2 separate regions of the Homo sapiens genome follow, and region 1 is linked to region 2. Evidence: read pairs that join two places in POLR2A ChIA-PET (ENCODE). Cell type or tissue: OCI-LY7. All regions are shown on one strand. Region 1 overlaps LINC01250 (long intergenic non-protein coding RNA 1250). Region 2 has its middle 1.6 kb from the start of LINC01250.

Region 1 (2,500 bases), 230 kb before region 2:
CTTTAACATGGGTCGAGGAGGCATGAAGCTCAATTGCACGTGCCTGCATTTTTCATTTCATAAATATTCACGACTCCTCCTATAGCTTATTGAATATTTATATTCAGCAACCTCACTCACAAAAAATCCCTGTTCCCTTTGCCCCTGCCTCCTAGTGTCTGTTTCCAGCTTCTGTCTGGAGGCTACACTTCCCAGCCAGTCAGAATGGCTGGTCTGCAGGCTGCAGCCCTTTAGGAGAAATGAAGCTCTCCTTTCCAAATTTATAAACCTCAGTGTTCTTCAGTGACAGGGTAATCTGGTACCTCAATGTGAAGGCACACTATTTCATCACAGAAAAAAAATACAGTAGAAAAATAGAGACTAGTCTTTATGTTGAATGTATAAAACTGTTTATATGTAGACAAGTAAGAAAGGTAGGTTACAAACAGTAGGTATGGGATGAATCACTTCAGTCATAAACAAACAAATGCACACAAACACATATGCCCATAGAATAATAACCATGAATTTATTTCCTCAAACACCTATCTCTATGGAAGGAGTGTTTTAGTTTTATTGTGGGGCTCCTTGTTTCTTCTCATTTTCTACAGTTCATATTAGTAATTTGCAGTCCTACTGACAAATATTATTAAATACAAATAGATCAACCCAAGTGAATTTGATAACTAGTAATGAATCGAGTCAGGCTTTATTGTTCATTCTTTCCTGCCTCACTTTACATGAGCCCCTTAGGAAATGCCAATGAGAGAATACACAAGTGGCATAGAATATGCATGCTGAAATGACTCCTTTTGTGAATAAGTTAATCCCAGAGAAGGCAAGTGACTTGACCAGGCTCACTCAGTGTTAGAACAGAACCTGGGCAGAGTCTCCACTTCCTGATTTAACTCAATACTTGGAAAAGGCCCTGCCACAGAGGACAGGTGTTTTCTTCTTCATAATTACAAAGTAGGAGAGAAGAACTTGGAAACACTAGTCTTACCAAACTGATAACCTTTCTGATATCACTGATGGTCCACTCGCCCATCAGTGATATGTAAAATAATGGGAGGACTGTTCTTCAATTTTCTTTAACACTGATATGAATTCTAAACACAGAGATACAGTAGAATCTCGAGGCAGCATCTTTTGTCGTTTCTGATAAGCACGAGTGCTTTGAGTGTTGTCAAAATGTGGAACTGCAACTCACAGAGGAGGAGGCTGCCAAAGCAATGAGTTTCAGCTTTGCTGTGAAGTCTGACTTGGTTGAGGAGGGCAATTTGCCCTCCAGGATGGGGTGCAGTGTTTAAAATACTTGTCACATGAAGGCAGTGTCTCAGCCCTCCCAGAAGCCGCGATGCACCCCCAGCTACAGCAGGACTGCCTTCACTGCTTCCTACACATTTCCCATTTGCTGGGTTTTGAAAGTCATTATGAAAAGAGAAGCCTTGAAAGAGAAAAGGAAAGCAAATTTCATGGTACAGTCTTTGTGAGCAGCTCTCAGCAGGAAGCATCTCCATGGTGACCAAGGTCTGCTCCTGGACGTGGAAGAGGCAGTCACCACCCCCTAGGTTAGAGGAGACACAAGTTGCCAAATATTAACAGGAAAGACAAAGACTTTACAAAACTTTTTGTGGGTGTTCTCATTCACTCTAACGTCTCATCCAAGGTCTGCTCATGCCTCACAGAAAAGAATGTGACTTAACCTAGACAACACCAGTTCTTCAGGTAAGACATCACAAGCCATCCTCAGGTGGCCAGCGAGGTTCTCAGAAGATCAAGGCCATGGAAGTTTCTCTCCAAGAGCTGTCAGTGGTGGGGAGATCAAAGGCCTCCATTCATTCAATATTTATTCAGCAAATATACAGAATCAAGAATCAAGCTGAGAGCTGAGTTCAGTAAGCCAGGGAGTCATCCAAACAGGTCGCAAAAATCAAAGGGGAGGTGAGAAGCAGGTATCAGAACTCAGCGCCAACTGCCAAGGGAGGGAAGGAGGACCTGGGAGGTTCTGCCGCCCAGGCTGGAATCCCAGGCTCTCCCCACGGCTGTGGTGCAAGCCTGGAAGTGACGAGAGGAAGGCTGGACCAGAGGCACCTCCTGATGGGGCACTCCTCCCCACGTGCTTTTTCAAGAGTAAGGGGGACAGAACTGCAGCTCTAGCCTAGGAGAAGCAGTGCCAAGGGTGATTTCGAGGGAATCAAAGCCTCACTCCCACTCCAGGAAAGGCACAGACCTGCTCAAAAAACATCCGAATGCATGTCTGCACAGAGGGTCTGCACAGAGGCAGAGAAGCATGAGAGGAGGAAGATATGATGGCCTTCACCCAAGGAGCATGGCAGAAGGTACTTCTGGTCCACTAGAAGTCATCCACACTGGCTGGATGCCACTATCCTCTTCTTTTTCTTCAAGCCTCTAACAGGCATATTGCCTGGTCCTGCACTGACCCCTCTCTGTATGAGAGCTCTTAGCTTCAGCTCTGTCGATGGCCTCCCTGGTTCACAGGAATTCCTTCCTGGCTTCC
Region 2 (2,500 bases):
AGAGGGAGACCGCGCAGCTTACAGGTAGATGCTGCTTCTGAAGCTGCTGGCGGATTGGGGTGCGCGTCACAAGGTGGAGTTTGCTTTTAGAACCCAAATGACAAAGATCTCTGAGTTATAAGCACCTCTCACCTCAACCAGCAGCAGCAGAGGGGGCTGAGTGGTCATCACAGGGTCTCCTAGGAACACAGAGACGACCTGGCCTGGCCCTGTCCACTTACTGCCGGTGAGACCCTGGCCATGTCACTTAATGTCTGGCAAACTCACTTTTCTCACCTGTAAAATGGGTTCCTAGCCCTGCCTCGCCTGCTTGCTGGGTGGTGAGGATCACAGCCTGGACTGGGAGATGGGTGGGGCGTGCATGAATAGGCAGAGAGGAAATGAAAGGCTGCTCCAGCTTGCCCAAGGGCCAGAGACGGTCCATGCTTGGTGTGCTGGAGTTGGGGCTGAGAGAGAGACAGTGTTATTTTCCTGGAGATAGGACTTCTTATTTCGCTGGAGTACCCAGCTTTGGACAGGAAATCACTTGTTCATTGTTATCAGCCTGGGAGAGGAAATAAGGGCCCACATCTCTGCACTGCTTGCCCTGGAATGTGATTTATTGGAAACACTGGATAACTCATAGATGATAAAAACAACTGAAATGAGGCCCTGGAAGCTGCTCTGGCCTGAGCTCAGCGCAGCCCTGAGGCAGCAGCCGGGCAGGGAAGCCTGAGAGCTGCTGGGGCCGCAGGGACTCGGCCACGTCCAGCCACACAAAACAAACCAAACGTTTCGGGCGATCCTGGGGCAGCATCCTTTCCTCATCCTGCCTGGGCCAGGAGCCTGGGGCTACGAAGTCGTAAAGACTTACCCAGTGCATTCTGTCCAGAATCAGGGGCCCCTCTCAAGAGAAAATACAGCATCACAAAAGTCCACACGGAGGCACATTGGCGGCTGTCATGCTTTGTTGATCCCCGTGACAGATGCTGAAACACCAGCTAGTAAAATGGACACTTTGGGGCTGACATCTGCTGCTGTGCCTGTAATGAGCACTTCCTGTATGCAGGCAGCTGGGTGCCAGGCACAGGAAATCTACACAGGCCACAGAATAATTTGATTTGGGCTTTCTACGGAGTGCGCGCCGTCTCTGAGCTTTCGTGATTTCATCTTCCGGAAGGCGAAAATCATCCCTCTGCTGAATTGGGTTTTGATTTGCTGGTGTTCACCTGACAGGACGCATCTCCCGCGAAGAAGCAGTGTTTGACTCCGTGCTGCAGGGTTGTTTTGTCTCCGAAATGCAAACCAGCTACTTTTTTAATCCCATGGAGACCGTCCAGACACCAGACATTACTATATCCCTGGAATTATTCCCTGGGCAGCCGCAAATGAAGCTGGGAAGAACTGCAGTGGAGGGTGGAGGACGGAGGGTGGAGGGTGGAGGGTGGAGGGTGGGAGGTGGGTGACTGGGAGCATTTCCTGTGGTGGAGGAGCTGATCACACGTACAGGAAGGGAACACCTGGAGCCCTGGCTGGCAACCCTGTCCAGACTGCACTCAGCATCCACAGCAGCACGCACAGGGCAGCAGGAGTGCTTCCTCAGTGCAGAGAGCACCAGAGCTGCCCCACCTTCTCCTAGCCATCTGCAACTACTGGCCCCCAAGGAGAATTAAGAAGAACTCAGAGGAGCTAAACTCACCAAGATTGAGCCAAAGTCCTCAGGACACGCCAGAAGAGCCTCCATTAGCTCTGTCCCAGATCCATCCTAAGGGAACAGTGCAGAGGCAAGAGGCAAAGGGCCAAGATGAGGCCCCAGCACCTTCTTCTTGAACATGTGGGGGCCAGGAGACAAGAGCCACACCCTCACCCCAGCCTGGTCTGCAGGGTCTGTCCTCCCTGCTTGGTTCTTCCCTAAGGCAACTCACAAAGCCACTGCAGACAGCAGGACTGCAGTTTTTGAGCCAAAAGTTGAGACACAGGTTTTGACAATTTAAAAAAAGATTTTTCTCATTAGTAAATATATTTGAGATGTTAGAAAGAGGTTTCACAAATCATATTAATTTATATGTGAATTAATATATTTTGTTAAATAACCTCTCCCTGGGTCCCTCCCACAACATGTGGGAATTCTGGGAGATACAATTCAAGTTGAGATTCGGGTGGGGACACAGCCAAACCGTATCACATGACCAAGGCAGATGAGACCCTGCTCGAAGTTGATGTTTCAGTTGGGGTGCCAGGAGGGCACTGGGAGACACACGAGAATGCAAGAGAAGACCACCTTTGCCCTGGTTTAAACATATATCTATATAACATAAACTTAGGATCTTAAGTGTGGAGTGCAGCAGGGCTGGCTCTACACACACTACTGGAACTTTTCATCCGGCAAATCTGAAACTAGGGATCCATTAAACAACCCCCAGAAACACCCTTCCCCCACTGCCCTGGCACCCACCATTCTACTTTATGTTGCTAAGAGTTTAACTATGCCAGGGACCTCACAGGAAGTGGAATTCCACAG

The links. ChIA-PET counts read pairs that join two places held together with the same protein. Peaks named below come from ENCODE experiments on the same cell type or tissue, not always from the same donor. Only the 100,000 strongest peaks of a DNase experiment are listed, where the experiment ranks them.
Region 1: POLR2A ChIA-PET joins it to region 2 with 5 read pairs; 2 of 35 experiments call an interaction of 5 or more read pairs at or near these places.

Annotation. Positions count from the first base shown.
Region 1 is chr2:2,900,294-2,902,793 of GRCh38, forward strand. All of the region lies in intron 5 of LINC01250 (long intergenic non-protein coding RNA 1250), which reads right to left. Among named protein-coding and RNA genes, the nearest start is that of LINC01250, 220 kb to the right of the region's middle. In OCI-LY7, no CTCF peak of the experiment used is centred here; DNase peaks (open chromatin) are centred at 1,198 and 1,488; H3K4me3 peaks cover 1,507 bases; H3K27ac peaks cover 1,769 bases.
Region 2 is chr2:3,126,383-3,128,882 of GRCh38, forward strand. No RefSeq gene overlaps it. Among named protein-coding and RNA genes, the nearest start is that of LINC01250, 1.6 kb to the left of the region's middle. RefSeq lists a silencer at 1,025-1,189. In OCI-LY7, no CTCF peak of the experiment used is centred here; DNase peaks (open chromatin) are centred at 414, 1,049 and 1,539; H3K4me3 peaks cover 1,956 bases; H3K27ac peaks cover 2,475 bases.